Linked DNA regions of Homo sapiens: region 1 is linked to region 2. Evidence: read pairs that join two places in POLR2A ChIA-PET (ENCODE). Cell type or tissue: A673. All regions are shown on one strand. Each heading gives the region's core, and the rest is flanking DNA. Links, peaks and the distances in the headings are about the cores only.

What was found. ChIA-PET counts read pairs that join two places held together with the same protein. Peaks named below come from ENCODE experiments on the same cell type or tissue, not always from the same donor. Only the 100,000 strongest peaks of a DNase experiment are listed, where the experiment ranks them.
Region 1: POLR2A ChIA-PET joins it to region 2 with 12 read pairs; 2 of 35 experiments call an interaction of 5 or more read pairs at or near these places.

What each region holds. Positions count from the first base shown.
Region 1 is chr6:24,624,289-24,632,999 of GRCh38, forward strand. The region is part of intron 1 of KIAA0319; the gene reads right to left. Among named protein-coding and RNA genes, the nearest start is that of KIAA0319, 18 kb to the right of the region's middle. In A673, for the core only: no CTCF peak of the experiment used is centred there; no DNase peak of the experiment used is centred there.
Region 2 is chr6:24,377,214-24,385,924 of GRCh38, forward strand. It overlaps a transcript of DCDC2 not described here. Among named protein-coding and RNA genes, the nearest start is that of MRS2, 21 kb to the right of the region's middle. In A673, for the core only: no CTCF peak of the experiment used is centred there; DNase peaks (open chromatin) are centred at 4,458, 4,888 and 6,188; H3K27ac peaks cover 5,542 bases.

The sequences.
Region 1 (8,711 bases), core at 429-8,428, 250 kb after region 2:
CCTCGGCCTCCCAAAGTTTGGGATTACAGTTGTGAGCCGCCATGCCAGGCCTTGAATTTCTTTATTGCACAAACTATCTATCAAACATGTAAACAAAATCAACATATTTTTGAACATTTGAAAACTCAGAATATTATCACCTGCATACAAATAAAAATTTTTTTGGAGGAGGTATTCCAGCAAAATGAAAAATGAATCCAAGAAAGAATGATGAAATACATGATATATAAGAAACAATAGCAGCTAAGTGTAATGCAGAAGAAGGAAAACATTGAGGAAAAAATAGAAAATGATCTATTAGAAGATAATTGGAAGAACCTTGTGCTGGGACCTTGACACTCAGAATTCATCTGCACAGCTTCATATAGCCCCTACCCTCATCTCCTCTAGGGAAGGGGATGGAAAGGTGAAAATTACATTTCTCAACATCCCTGTACCTAAGGATCTGAATGTTATTCAGGTTCTGCCAATGAAATGCATTCAAGTGAGATTTGGAAGTCGGACGTGAAGCCCTGACTCCCATATTTCCTTCTACATGCAATGTAATGTGGGCTGAACAATGGAACCTGGAGTGCGGTGCCACATGATCCTGTCCTATTCAAGATTTCTGCCCAGCCTTAAGAGTTGTACAATATGGTTAGGCTCTTCAGCCTGTAATCCCACCTACTCAGGAGGCTGAGGGAGGAAGATGGCTTGAGTCCAGGAGTTCAAGGCTACAGTGAGCTATAGCTGCACCACTGCATGCCAGCATGGGCAACAGAATGAGCTCCCCTCTCTAAAAAACAGAAACAATAAATAAAAGAATTGTATAATACAGTACCCCATAACTTCTGTTTTTTTTATTTCTATAAAATTGTCTGCCAAATAGAACAAGAATAAAACTGGTGTTAGGAAAATTGCTTTTCAGATAAATGACAAAATTAGAATCCCAACTTCATACCATATACAGTATAAATTTACATGAATTAAAGGCCTAAATGTGAAATGCAAAGCTTTAAAACTATTAAAAGTAAATGTAGCAGAAATATCTTTCTAACCACTGATTAGGGATGGATTTATTAACAAGACCCAAAAAGCAAACATTATAAAGAATATATTTAAATATATATATGTGTATTCATTCTCAAATATTTATTGATACAACTTGATAAACAGAGTCTATGGAAATCCATAGCTAACATCATATATAATTGTGAAAGCCTGAAAAGCTTTGCCCCTAAGATCAGGAAGAAGACAAGGATTTTGCTCTCACCACTTCTATCCAACATTGTACTGGAGGTTCTAGCCAGGCCAATTAGGAGAGAAAGCAAATAAAAGCATCCAGATTGGAAAGGAATGTGTAAAACTATGTCTATTCACAGATAACATGATCTTATATACAGAAAATCCTAAGGAGTCCACAAAAATATGACTAGAGTTCAGCAAGGATGATATGAAAACAACATACTAAAGTCAATTGTATTTCTACACATTAGGAATGAATGAGCTGAAAACAAAATTAAGAAAAGAATTCTGTATACTAACATACTAACAGCATCACAAAGAGTAAGTACTTAGGAATAAATTTAACAAAAGAAGTATAAGTCTTGTACAGTGGAGACTGTAAAACATCATCAAAAGAAGTAAAGACAACCTAAATGAATGGAAATAACTCAAATGCCCATAGGCTTAAAATGGATAAACATATCATGGTATTATATATCTATCCGGTGGAATATTATTTGGCAATAAAAAAGGAACGGCATATCTACTACATCATGGATAAACCTTGACACCATTATGCTAAGTGAAAGAAATCAGACACAAGGACCACATTTTGTACCATTCTATTTACATGAAATGTCCAGAATACGCAAATCCATAGAGATAGAATGCAAATCAGTGGCTGCCAGTGGTGGGAAGGAATGGCATGTGACAGACTGTTTAAGCATCTGAGGATTTTTTAGAAGTGGTGAAAATGGGGCCGGGCTTGGTGGCTTGTGCCTGTCATCCCACAACTTTGGGAGGTCGAGATGAGAGAATCACTTGAGGGCAGGATTTTGAGACCAGCCTGGTCAACATAGCAAAATCCCGTCTCTACTAAAAATACAAAAATTAGCTGAGTGTGGTGGCACACACCTGTAATCCCAGCTACTCAGGAGGCTGAGGCACGAGAATCGCTTGAACCTGGCAGGTGAAGGTTGCAGTGAGCAGAGATCGTGCCACTGCACTCCAGCCTGGGCAACAGAGCAAGACTCGCTCTCAAAAAAAAAGGGGGTGAAACTGTTTTGAAATTGATGGTTGGATAACTGTGAATATACTAAAAGCTACTGAATTTTATACTTTACATGGGTAAATGTTCTGATATGGGAAATATATCTCAATGAAGCTAACATTTTAAAAAGAAAATGTATTGAACACCTATGTTTGCAGGGCACTATTCTAGTTTGTGAGGATATAGCAGTGAATAAAAAGGTTCCCTTTGGGAGTTTCCATTCCAGTGGAAGGGCCACATAAATTGTCCCAAGATACCCAAGGAATTTTGAGGTTTTATTGTGCAATTAGTTTTGGTAAACTGTGCAGAATAATGATGAAAAAGAGAATTTCCAGAAGCTAGGCGGCTTCTGGAACAAAAGTTCCAATTTGCAGGAAGGTAATAAGGTTATTTACAGAAATGGCAAGTTAAGACCTAGGTGCCAAACTCCAGCAACATTCTAGAGTGAGTTATTGAACAGATAATTCATGAGCACTTCACAAAGACATTAGTGACCAATTTATAAGTGCGGTCTTAAAAAAAGCAGGGCAGGCCAGCAGAACTCAATTGTTTTTCTTTCTACTTTTCTATATTTTCCAAATTTTCCATAATGATAACATGTAATATATCTTAGTAACAAAAGGGGACTTCACATACTTTTTAGATGGCTGTTGTTCCCATGTTGTTAGATCAACAGAATGCTGTAAGAATTATGGGCTGGCAGGCTCTCCCAAGACATCCTTATGTGTACAGTGCAGAAATGCGCTGGGGATGATGTTACAATTAGAGATCACTGTCAACAGGTGGTAATGTGCTACCTGATAACCTCCTGGTCAAAATTTCTGCTGAGGACTTAGTGCTCAGTCATAGCCATGGAAAGAATGAATTGGGAGGGAAGGTGATTAGGTCTTAGTGAGCATTTTCCCTCCCTCCCTTCCTTCTTTCCTTTTTTTCCTCCCTCCTTCCCTCCTTTCCTCTCTCCCTTCCTTCCTTGTTTTCTTCTGAAAGACATGATTATGGTCTGATAAACAGAGGTCAGAATTAGGGAACAAATGATACAGTGAGGAATTCACAGCAAGGGCCTACCTAGGTCATGAGCTGTGGCCCTAGCAGAATAAAGAAATGAACACGATGTGTAGCCTGAAAACTGGAATTTACCTCAAGCACCAAAGTAACCTTTCCTACTCCGTAAATGGGAAAAGAGGCCAGGACTTCCAGCAATCTTCTTACTGGTTTCAGTTCAGGGACTAACATTATGGTCTTAAAAGTACAGATAATTATCTAATGAACTGTTAATTAATCCACAGAAGACAATCTAGAAGAGGAATATTTGTGTGCATCATTTATAGTCACTATTCAAAAATTATTAAACTACTCAAATAACAGCATAAATGTTCACCAGAAGAATGCTGAAGACATGTCCTGAATGTAGGAGCCTCCTTCCAAATACTGCTTATTCTAGGGCAAAATGAACTGAGTAATTGTGCTAATGAAAAGTTAGACATTATTCATCATTGCTTCCAGGTTTTATATTATTTCAAGCACACGTAGTGCTGGAAAGCATGTCCTAATAATTACAGAACATGGGCAATAAAAACATCCTATAATGGCATTTAGCTTCCTAAATCACCATATTTTTAAAAATCTAAACTTCCTAAATAAGTAAATTTGTGGACTGTTGCTTTTATAGACCTTGTTTTAGAGTAAGTACTGGTTAGAAATGTCAGGTATTGTAATTTTCCCACCTTTTTAAGAATTTTTTTGCTTTCCGTTCAATAATTTTTCTAAGGAACCTTATGTTTTTCTGTTTTCTAGCCTGTAAGTTCTCTTTAAAGTGTTTTTATTTTAATATGTCACATTTGATTCTGAAAGAATTCATGAGACACACTTGTAAGTTTTAAAGTGCAACTGCCCTGTGGGTTTTTAAAAGATCTGACCAGGTCCAGAACACCTGTCCATTTCCGTTCCCCCATCAGGTTCTCACTGCAGTGCTTTTTTCTTTCTTTCTTTTTTTTTTTTAATACAACCCTTGCATTTACCATCTGAATTAGTTTCCTAGGGCTACTGTAACAAAGTACAGCAAACTAAGCACCGGAAAACAACAGAAATGTTTTGTAGTCTCCCACAGTTCTGGAAGCTGGAAGTTGGAAATCAACGCATCAGCTGGGCCATGTCCCTCTGAGAGTCTGATCAGAATCCTTCTTTGTCCCTTCCTAGCTTCTGATGGTGGCCGTCAATCCTCGGCGTTCCTTTGCTTGCAGCTGCATCCCTCCAATCTGTCCCTCTATTGTCACATGGAGCTCTCCTTGTGTGCCTCTGGGTCAAAATTTTCCTCTTATAAGGGCACCAGTCGCAGTGGATAAAGGGCCCTCTCATAACCTCTTCTTGATACCATCCGCAGAAACCTTATTTTTACGTAAGGTCACATTCACAGGTATTGGGGGTTAGGACTGAAAGCATCTTTTGTGGGGACACCACGCAACCCATAACACCATTGTTTGTACTTTTCAAAAGAAAAGCTTCCTGAAATTTGCCTGTCCTGTCCCATTAGCGACTGCATGAAGTACCTAGAGCAGACAGTATTTTCTAAGTTTAAGGTGAAAAACGCCATCTACCTTATAGTGAGACAAAATAACAACTCGAGCCTTTACACACTAGGGGTTTTCTTTCATCTCTGACCAAAGGAAGTCAGCCAATGATGGAATCAATGACAGTCCAGCGTGGTGGCTCACGCCTGTAACCCCAGCACTTTGGGATGCCAAGGAGGGAGGATCACGAGGTCAGGAGATTGAGACCATCCTGGCTAACACGGTGAAACCCCATCTCTACTAAAAATACAAAAAATTAGCCAGGTGCGGTGGCAGGCGCCTGCAGTCCCAGCTACTTGGGAGGCTGAGGCAGGAGAATGGCATGAACCCGGGAAGCAGAGCTTGCAATGAGCCGAGATCGTGCCACTGCACTCCAGCCTGGGCAACAGAGTGAGACTCTGTCTCAAAAAAAAAAAAAAAAAGAAAGAAAACTCAGAATACATGAAACACTTATCCCAGCATAAGGTACTGTACAGCTAAAAGTGATGGGTGTGGAATGGTAAGGCTTTCTCATGGCTGCTACCTTTTTTAAAAATAAAAAGACAAAATGAGTTATGAAACAAACCTTGTGACTGAAACGTTGCTGTCCCCGTGGCTGCTGCTTTAGATCTGAGATAAAATTTTTAATGAAGGAGATTAGTGTGATTTTCAAAATTATATGTTACAGAACCTTGGAGAGGTACACCCCAGGAGAAATGTGCTTTTATTGGCTGCATCTCTCTGCCTGGGCTCTAGCACACTGTCTGAATGGAGGCTGAGTGAATGAAATAAATCCTTCTTTAAATAGCATGACAAGGCCGGGCCTGGTGGCTCATGCCTGTAATCTCAATACTTTAGGAGGCTGAGGTGGGAGGCTCACCTGAGGTCAGGACCAGCCTGGCCAACATGCCGAAACCCCATCTCTACTAAAAATACAAAAATTAGCCGGGCATGGTGGCGCATGCCTGTGATCCCAGCTACTCGGGAGGCTGAAGCAGGAGAATTGCTTGAACCTGGGAGGTGGAGGTTGCCGTGAGAAGAGATTGTACCACTGCACTCTAGCCTGGGTGACAGAGTGAGACTCTGTCTAAAAAAATAAAAATAATAATAGCGTGACAAAAACTTACATTAAAAAAATTGCTGGGTGCAGTGGCTCACACCTGTAATCCCAGCACTTTGGGAGGCTGAGGTGGGCAGATCACTTAAGGTCAGGAGTTCGAGGCCAGTCTGGCCAATATGGTGAAACCCTTTCTCTATTAAAAATAAAAAAATTAGCCAGGTATGGTGACATGCGCCTGTAATCCCAGCTACTTGGGAGGCTGAGGCAGGAGAATTGCTTGAACCCGGGAGGCGGAGGTTGCAGTGAGCTGAGATTGCACCACTGTACTCCAGTCTGGGTGACAGAGCAAGATTCTGTCTCAAAAAAAAAAAAAAAAAAAAAAAGAAAGAACGAAAGAAAAAAGAAAAAAATTACATTAAAAAATTAGTCATTATAAATTGTACATTCCTAGAAAAAAATTATAAATCGTGCCAACAAATGGCTGCTTTTCTTCTTTTAGATTCTCGTTCCATTTATTCAATTGTGTGTATATGTGTATATATATATATATATATACACATATACACACAAACTTTAGTACAGCTATCATCTTAGAGTTGTATAATACTTTCATTCAATATTTTATCACAAAAATTATCCTTCATTGTTATATTTTTTATAATTTGTTTGCAACATTCCATTGATTATTACAATTTACTTCATCATTTCTTTGTTTCCAACTTGGGATGTTTATAAATAATGCTGGAGTGAAATGCTTCTGCAGGCTCAGAAAAGGGCAAGCTGCAGCTTTTGTATCTGAAGGGAATGGAAACAGCCCAAAGAGGGCCTCTTTCAGAGATCCAAACAGATTGTCTGCATAGCATTGTCCTACAGGCTGTTAAGAACGAGCTGTATTTATAGGTTGTCCCATTTATGGTTTACTGAGTGAGGAAACTAAGCTGGCAAAGCCCTGCTTTTTAGAGCCAGTGAACTCACAAAAGATGCAGCCATAATATATTCCTAGTTCAATTTAGCCAGTGGGGCAGCTAGGGAAGTTCTCCTCTTTTATGATTCCTCTTTCCTTGCCGTATCAGCCACTACTTTGACAAAACCTGTCTTCGCCAAGGCAGCCTTCAGCTTCAGCGGTGAATGCAGGCCATGGGTCTACCTCCTGAGCACCTCTCCAGGAGTCACAGAAACAGTGCTAGAAAGGAAGGAGGGGATTTCCCACTCATTGGGAGGGTCAACTTGATAAAACAGATAAGAGAACAATTGAAAGGAGCAATAGGTGGCATGTAGTGAAGGAGTATACGTTGGGAGAAAGAAATGGTAAGAAACAAATATGCACCAATTGCTATGGTAAATTTTACCATCTTTTCCACAGTCTTAGATTAATGCACTGTCTTACAGCCCTTGTATTACAACATAACACCACAGTTTTTTACTCCTGGAAACACTGTCCCTACATTAGGAAAAACAATTTTAGAAGGTGAAACCTTGAGTGTACACCATGTGGCTTTAAATATTCTCCCTAATTATGGAAACAACTTAGCTTTCAAATGGCTCAGCACTTTTATTTCTCCCTAAATTCAATTCTTATCTAACGGGGTCACCACTGCTATCTAAGTAGGTGCTTTGCCTTGTGCTATAGTAAGTAAATTATCACCTTTAGAAAACATGCCCCAAGGAAGGCTAGAGAAAGTGCAGACACCCCCGCCAACGACTATGCAGCCCGCCCAGCCAGGGCTCCGTCCTCTCCAGGCCCAGAGGCTGGATGCTTTCTATGTCAGTGAAAATAAATCTGCTTTGTGCCAAATTCTGAAGACAGCTGGTGATTACTAACCTTTAGTATCAGGCAACTGTTCATAAACCTGAGATTGTCCCATCTTTCAATTCTTATCAGCAGACCTATGATCAGCTAGTAAAAAGTTTTCCTTTAGAATTTAACTTTCAGGCATTAAGTAAATAATTGTTTGCTTTTTCCCTATGAAGGAAGAGGAGCAAAATGGAAAGAAGGTAGAATATTGTCAATTAACAATCCATCCTATTAATAATCAGGAAATAAGTGGTTTATAATATTCATCATCGCCATTATCAAAATAATAGTCATTTATAATAGTTCTTTGTATCACAAGGCAATTTTACATATATCGCATTAGTTGAGCATCCCAATACCGCCAGAGGTAAGACAAATATTGTTATCTCCAACAGGTATATAGAATATTCTAGCTGAATCGGTTGAAGCTCTGTGGCTCACCATTCAGAAGTTAAGTTTCCAGTTTCTCCAAAACAATTTTCTAAGTATCAATGAGTAAGGAATATAAAAGATGAAAATGAGTCTGGTCTTTCTTAATTTCAGCACTTTCTCTCGCCAAAGCAGTTGATAAATCATTCATGAGGCACACTTCTCCACTCCTTACTGCCTGGGCCTGGGGAGTGGTACAGAAAAGAAAGCAGTTCTAAAAGTAACCTGCAGAGATGACTTGCCTAGCTGCTCCTGCACCTACAAAACGGTCTCAAACTGCAAAATCCTCATCAACAAAGAAAGAGATAGAGTGAAGGAAATAAGACAGCACATGCAGCTAGAGGCCAAGTCAACAAAGTAAAACTCTGGCAGTTTTTCAGTACTATTAGTCTATGCTCTGACTTTCTCCACTGAAAGTGGATAAACCTGTGCCAATCAACACAGAGGATTACTGATAAATATGCTGGCAACAGAGATAATGCTTTACAATTGTGGGATAAAATGACTCCCTATTAGGAGATCAAGTAGAATTAAGGGAAACATAATCCAGCATTGGTTTTTAAACACAAGAAGGGCATTCTTGAGGAACAGGGAGGAAGCAGATTCTGTGGGGCTCTAAAGGGAGGG
Region 2 (8,711 bases), core at 246-8,245:
TTTTCCTATGCCAGATAGCATGTAGATGTGAACAAAAATATATATTCCAGAGCCAGAGTTCTTTTTTCAGGACTTTTTTCAGTTTCACCTCTGAAACTGACTTGCTCAATATTTATTGGTAATATTAGACTTTTACTATGAGAGAGAAATTAAGAAAAAAAGCTGACTAGAGATTCATTATATTTCAAAACAAATACACATTCCAACCCATTCATCAAACTATTTAAGCCTTTTAACTAAGTAAACATTTGTATCTATTTCATAAAGATGGTCTCAAAATTGATTTTAAATTGCTTCACCGAAAATGTCATTATACTTCAAAAAAGACTGGTTGTGTTGTTTTATTTTTACGTGATACTCAAAACCTGATTTTGAATCTTGGTTTCATCACTTAAGCTGTATCACCAATAGAAAAGTTACTTAATTTTTGTAAGCCTTAGTGTCCTTATCCATAAAACTGGCATATAGGATTAAAAGAATGTATAGAGCATAGGCCGGGCACAATGACTTACACCTGTAATCCCAGCACTTTGGGAGGCCGAGGGGGGTGGATCACCTGAGGTCAGGAGTTCGAGACCAGCCTGGCCAGTATGGTGAAACCCCGTTTCTCCTAAAAATACAAAAAATCAGCCAGGCATGGTGGCAGGTGCCTGTAATCCCAGCTACTCAGGAGGCTGAGGCAGGAGAATTGCTTGAACCCGGGAGGCGGAGGTTGCAGTGAGCCGAGATCATGCCACAGCACTCTGGCCTGGGTAAAAAGAGCAAAATTCCATCTCAGAAAAAAGGTGTACTGCTTAGAGAAGTGCCCAGCACATTGTATGCACCAAAAAGTGTTATCTCTTATTTTTTAAGGTAAATCTTTCTTCTTTCTTGTCCAAATAGTATGGTAAATTCTAAATATTATGTAAACAGAAATTGACCAGACCCAGTAAAAATACAGCAGAGCAGGAAGAAAAAGGACCCTGCCTGGAGTTTAGTCAGTGCCTCACTACCTGAAATAGGCACTGTGGGTGCTCTGTCCAGATCCACTGGCTTCCATTCGGCACTTGTGTGTGTTTCCCCTCCCGCTTCTGTGTGCCATGCCCGTGACTCTTCTTTGCATACTGTCTTCAGACTACTGGAGCAGCATCATCCAAACTGGCAGAGAGCAGAGAGTGTCTGATGATTTCTCTCCCTCCCCACCACTCTCCCTACCACCACCCCACTCCTACCTCTGTCCCTTCTGCTGGGACCGACTATTGTGAGAGTATGAAAGCCCAGCACCCTTGCTTTAGGTCAGACTAATTTGGAGGCATGATATATACTTCAGAGCTCCCATGTGGAATAAAGTTGAAGCTGCACTCGGTGGGATGTTGCCTTACCTGATGTCCTACCAATTACTCAGGAAACACTTGCAGAATAAATCACTGTGTACAAATCCTTGCCTCAAGATCTGCTTCTGGGAAACTCAACCCAAGACCCACAAGTGAAATTACTCAAAGAAAAGTTTCAATATTACATCTACTTTCAGCTGTCCTGCAGGCATATAAATTCAGCCTAGCAGCTTCTAATTCCTCCCACTGAGGCAGAAATCATTTTAAAAACCAACCTTGCTACAGGGCACAGTGGTGCATTCCTGTAGTCTCAGCTACCTGAAGCTGAGGTGGGAGGATTGCTTGAGCCCAGGAGTTCAAGGCTGCAGTGAGCTATGAGTGTGCCACTGCACTCCAGCCTGGGCAACAAAGGAGACCCTGTCTCATTTGGAAAAAAAAAAAAAAAAAAAAAGGCCAATCTAGCCATATGCAGAAAGCTGAAACTGGATCCCTTCCTTACACCATACACAAAAATTAACTCAAGATGGATTAAAGACTTAAAGGTAAGATCTAAAACCATAAAAACCCTAGAAGAAAACCTAGGCAATACCATTCAGGACATAGGCATGGGCAAAGACTTCATGACTAAAAAACCAAAAGCAATGGCAACAAAAGCCAAAATAGAAATCTAATTCAACTAAAAAGCTTCTGCACAGCAAAAGAAGCTATCATCAGAGTGAACAGGCAACCTACAGAATGCGAGAAAATTTTTGCAATCTATCCATCTGACAAAGGGCTAATATCCAGAATCTACAGAAAACTTAAACAAATTTACAAGAAAAAAAACAAACAACCCCATCAAAAAGTGGGCAAAGGATATGAACAGACACTTCTCAAAAAAAGACATTTATACAGCCAACAGACATATGAAAAAATGCTGATCATCACTGGTCATCAGAGAAATGCAAATCAAAACCACAGTGAGATACCATCTCATGCCAGTTAGAATGGCAATCATTAAAAAGTCAGGAACAACAGATGCTGGAGAGGATGTGGAGAAATAGGAATGCTTTTACACTGTTGGTGGAAGTGTAAATTAGTTCAACCATTGTGGAAGACAGCGTGGTGATTCCTCAAAGATCTAGAACTAGAAATACCATTTGACCCAGCGATCCCATTACTGGGTATATACCCAAAGGATTATAAATCATGTTACTATAAAGACACATGTACACGAATGTTTATTGGGCCACTATTCACAATAGCAAAGACTTGGAACCAACCCAAATGTCCATCAGTGATAGACTGGATAAAGGAAATGTGGCACATATACACCATGGAATACTATGCAGCCATAAAAAATGATGAGTTCATGTCCTTTGCAGAGACATGGATAAAGCTGGAAACCATCATTCTCAGCAAAATATAACAAGGACAAAAAACCAAACACCGCATGTTCTCACTCATAAGTAGGAGTTGAACAACGAGAACACATGGACACAGGGAAGGGACCATCACACACTGGGGCCTGTTGGGGGGTGGGGGGCTGGGGGAGGGATAGCATTAGGAGAAATACCTAATGTAAATGATGGGTTGATGGGTGCAGCAAACCAACATGGCACATGTATACCTATGTAACAAACCTGCACATTGTGCACGTGTATCCTAGAACTTAAAGTATAATAATAATAATAAAAGTCAACCAAGGTTAGGATGTCAACATATGAATGTTGTGGGGAGACACAAATTAGCCTATAATATCCATTATTTGTAATGCCAGAAGTACCATTTCTAACCAATCACCACCCCCCTTTATTTTGCATATTGTTTGTTCTAAAAAGTGCCTGGTTTACATATATTAGTTATGCCCATTTACTTCCTTTCTTTGAAAGTGGATAGACCCACAGGTCTTAAAGTGGACTGAAGATGAAGAAAGCAAGTGGCGAATGAAGAAATGTCTAAACATCAAAGTATCAAGGAAGGAGATTTTACGAGAGAGTTCCGTTGCATGAGCTACCAGAGAAGGATGTGGCAGGAGTTGGCACTACAATGATCATCAACTCATTCACCCTTTGATGTGTTTCAGTGTATCTATTGGCAATATACATAATTTTTATCATAGATTTGTTCTTATACATGCTAGTTTCTGGAAGCTGAAGAATAAAGTAATACACTATAGTTACAGAAAATCAGAACCCCCGGGAGAATTGATCAATTATGAGGAGTGAGGACCAAACCAAAGAGATGGGCTTTGGCTTATTTTTGCCTCAGCTTTATTAAGGTATAATTGACAAATAAAAATTGTAGTCCGAGTGCAGTAGCTCATACCTGTAATCCCAGAACTGTGGGAGGCCCAGGGCTTGAGCCCAGGAATTCAAGACCAGCTTGGACAACACAGTGGGAACCCATCTCTACAAAAATTAAAAAACTAACCAGGTGTGGTGGTGTGGGCCTATAGTCCCAAGCTACTTGGGAGGCTGAGGTGGGAGGATCACTTGAGTCCAAGGTTGAGGCTTTAGCGAGCCATGATCACACCACTGCACTGCAGCCTGGGTGACAGAGTGAAGTCTTGTCTCAAGAAAAAAAAAAAAAAGAATTAGAAAAACACGTTAAAAAATTGTATGCATTTAAGGTATACAACATGATGATATGATATACATATACATTATGAAATAAGCACAATCAAGTTAATTAGCACATCTCTCATTTCACATAATTAGCATTTGTATGTGTGGTGAGAACACTTAATGTCTATTGTCTTAGCAAATTTCAAGTAGTATATCAGATAATATTATTAACCATAGTCACCACAATGTACCTTAGATCCCCAGAACTCACTCATCTGTTAACTGAAAAAGCCAGACACAGTGAGATCAATACTGTAAGATCTCCCTCATATGTAGAATCTTTAAAAAGAGAGAGGAGAGATAGAGAGACAGAGACAGAGACAGAGATTGGTTTTTTAAATGATTTCTGCCTCAGCGGCAGGCTTAAGATGCTGCTAAGCTGGCCTGGCTGCAGAACAGCAGAAGTAGACGCACTATTAAAACTTTTCTTTGAGTAATTCTAATTGCGGCACAATTTACTCTCTTACCAGGAGTTTGTTGTGATTCTTTACACAGATTCTTAGAGTCTTTACACAGAAAATATATTTAAAAGCGGGGTGCCATGGCTCATGCCTGTAATTCCAGCAGTTTGGGAGGCTGAGGCAGGAGCAACACTTCAGCTCAGGAGTTAGAGAGCAGCCTGGGCAACACAATAAGATCTCATCACTATTGGAAAAGAAAGGAAGGAAAGAAAGGAAGGAAGGAAGGAAGGAAGGAAGGAAGGAAGGAAGGAAGGAAGGAAGGAAGGAGAAATAAAAGAAAGAAAGAGATAAAGAAAAAAGAAAGAAAGAAGGAGAAAGAAAAGAGAGAAAGAGAAAGAAAGAAAGAAAGAAGAAGAAGGAAAGAAAGAAGGAAGGAAGGAAGGAAGGAAGGAAGGAAGGAAGGAAGGAAGGAAGGAAGGCAGGCAAGCTATTTAAATAAAGCAATTTCTCCTCCATGGTGATTTCACAGTCCAGCCATGGGGAGAAAAAACTTTCATAAAACTGGGCAAGCTAAGCTCAAAATCCTTTCAATACTCCAGGCAATTTTTCATGTCCTTCACTTACAATTAAATTATTTTTGTCACTCTCAATGGGAGCAAGACCCTCTAAGATTAGGAGTTAATAAAATTGTTGCTCATTTTCTTCTGCTTGACTCTACAGACTCCGGCAAATACCTCAGGAATGATATCAGGTGCTAGTTACTGCATCAAACTAAGTTTTGTTTTTCTGTTTCTCAGCTCTCAATTATTTATATGCATAATCACTAAGTAAACAGGTATAAAAATTTCATGTACATTAGTCAGAAGCAATGTTTAAAAAAATCAATAAAGCCAAAATATATTAGGCAGTCAATGCCTTTTTTCCCCCTAAAGAATTGAAGTCTATGATTTGGCTTGCTGCCCATACAAATTATTATCAGATTTCATTAAAGCAAAAATTTAAGTAGTGTACATCTGAGTTTGCTGGTTTTTTGTTGTTACTTTTGCTAAACTGTGCTAATCCTTCTGTAATTTAAGGTTTGAGCAATAGAACAATGAAATGAAACTGGATTCACCCTGTTTCAAATTTTCCAGGGGCTTCTTTCGTATTTTCACACTACTGACAGGCTAAATTTCTCCTCTGACCTTAATTCTACACAACCTCAGAACAAAGTATTCTTTTCTTTTTTTCTCTTCAAAAGACTCTCACTATCCTTTAATACCAACAATTGTGTTTAGATGGCCAAGTGTCTGACTCCATCTCATCAAAAGGCTGCTGCTGGTATAGTCCAGTTTGGACTATCAGTTTTTTAGTCAGTAACTTTCATGGATTTTTTTTTAGTTCATGGACAGTTACTGAGGTCAAACAGTACTATCTCTTACTACTCAGAGGTTTTTGTTTTATTATAGGGTAAAATGTCTTAAGTCACCGTGAATTATAATAGCAGACTCATGAAAGAAAACTACCCCCTAGGCTGGGCATGGTGGCTCATGCTTGTAATCCCAGCACTTTGGGAGGCCGAGGCAGTGGGATCACCTGAGGTCGGGAGTTGGAGACCAGCCTGACCAACATGGAGAAACCCCGTCTCTACTGAAAATACAAAATTACCTGGGCGTGGTGGCGCATGCCTGTAATTCCAGCTACTCAGGAGGCTAAGGCAGGAGAATTGCTTGAACCTGGAAGGCAGAGGTTGCGGTGAGCCAAGATGGCACCATTGCACTCCAGCCTGGGCAACAAGAGCGAAACTCTGTCTCAAAAAAAAAAAAAAAAAAGTAAGAAAACTACCCCCTGCTGCGAACAACTAAGAGAGAAGTTAACCATTACAAAGTAACAATTGTGCAGGAAATTATGTCACTGATACAGAAGTTACTGGTTAACTGGAGTCCAGTTTCTGGAATTAATGGAAAGGGCTACTTTAATGAACTATGATGTTCTGATGTCAAAGGTTGAAAATTTTAATTAAAAAATTTTGTATCAGTTGATAAGACTGTGAGCAGCAGAGGAGATAATATTATTAAGGATAGACATCCTAATATTTTCTACTCACATATATTGGGTTCCAGCTTACTCAAAAACTACAGAAGATTCAGTAATTGCCCAATATAGCATTTTTCAACCCCTCAGTTTGGGAATCTTTTTGATCATTTCCCAGTGACATTTTCAGATAATACAATGAAACCATACTGCATGTAGATTTTAAAAGCACATTTTGAAGCATCTTTATGAATAAAAAAGTTTTAAGAACATTTAACTTAAAAATGCAGTAAAATGTTACTCAGCACACCCTGAACCCTACCTAAATGTAATTTTTCAACCATGATCAACTCCATTTTAATCTGAGGGAGACAAATGGCAAAACGAATATCAGGAATTTACTTAAACCAGAGGAGGAGAAGAGAAAGGAAGAAACAGGCCGGGCGCAGTGGCTCACGCCTGTAATCCCAGCACTTTGGGAGGCCGAGGTGGGTGGATCACGAGGTCAGGAGATCGAGACCATCCTGGCTAGCACGGTGAAACCCCTTCTCTACTAAAAATACAAAAAATTAGCCGGGAGCGGTGGCGGGCGCCTGTAGTCCCAGCTACTCGGGAGGCTGAGGCGGGAGAATGCCGTGAACCCGGGAGGCGGAGCTTGCAGTGAGCGGAGATCGCGCCACTGCACTCCAGCCTGGGTGACAGAGCGAGACTCCGTCTCAAAAAAAAAAAAAAAAAAAAGAAACAAATCACCACACTTCATTTTTTCCCAGATGCACTTTTTTTTAATTGTTATTATACTTTAAGTTCTGGGGTACACGTGCAGAACATGCAGTTTTATTACATAGGTATGTGCGTCCCATGGTGGTTTGCTGCACCCATCAACCCATCACTTACATTAGGTATTTCTCCTAATGCCATCCCTCCTCTACACTCCCACCCCGACAGGCCCCAGTGTGTGATGTTTCCCTCCCTGTGTCCATGTGTTCTCACTGTTCGACTCCCACTTATAAGTGAAAACACGTGGTGTTTGGTTTTCTGTTCCTGTGTTAGTTTGCTGAGAATGATGGTTTTCAGCTTCATCCATGTCCCTGCAAAGGACATGAACTCATCCTTTTTTATGGCTGCATAGTATTCCATGGTGTATATGTGCCACATTTTCTTTATCCAGTCTATCAATGATGGACATTTGGGTTGGTTCCAAGTCTTTGCTATTGTGAATAGTGCCACAGTAAACATATGTGTGCATGTGTCTTTATAGTAGAATGATTTATAATCCTGTGGATATATATCCAGTAATGAGATTGCTGGGTCAAATGGTATTTCTAGTTCTAGATCCTTGAGAAAACACCACACCATCCTCCACAATGGTTGAACTAATTTACACTCCCACCAACAGTGTAAAAACATTTCTGTTTCTCCACATCCTCTCTAGCACCAAGATGCACATTTTTTTCCACATCTTTAAATCTCTGAAATAAGGATGTGCCTTACAGTCAATGAACTCTTACAAGTAATTGTCCTGGCCAGGTGGTGGTCACGGCATAGGTGATTGCATGAGCAAATCAGAACTTCATCATACTGTTCACATTGTCATCACTTTAGATGAGATGTGTGCATGGTTATTATCTCAGATGTTAAGTTTAACTGACTTTTACAATGATTTTTGATGTTGTTGTTGTTTTGTTTTGTTTTGTTTTTAGCGGTAGCAAAGTTTATTGTGAAGAGCGAAAGGACAAAGCTTCCCCACGGCACAGAAGGGGACCCGAGCAGGTTACCTGATATTTTTTAAGATTACAACACGATTTAGAATTGAAATAAAGTTTTAGAAATGCCTTAACTAAAATTTTGCTTGCATTTCTCTGTTAACGTAAGAGAATGTTATATTATAAAAATATATGTCCAAAAAAGAGAAATAAGAAAAAAATCTATGTATAAGTAAGTCTAAAAGAATACTTGGCCAGGTGCAGTGGTTCATGCCTATAAATCCAGCACTTTGGGGAGGTTGACGTGAGAAGCTTACTTGAGGTCAAGAGTTTGTGGCCAGCCTGAGTAACACATTGAGACCCCTATCTCTACAAAACATTTAAAAATTAGCCAAGCGTGATGCTGTGTACCTGCAGCCCTAGATACTTGAAAGGCTGAGGTGAAAGGATCAATTGAGCCCAGGAGTTCAAAGTTACAGTGAACTATGATTGCACAACTGCACTCCAGCCAGGTTGACAAAGTAAAACCCTGTCTCTTGAAAAAAAAAGAATACTTTCAGTAAGTATAAAATTTTTGAAAATCTATGTCATAAGAAGGCACTGTGTCATCATTTAATCAGAAAATTTTTTCTTTGTTAAGGGTACATTAAAAAATGGCACATCTTGTAATCACAG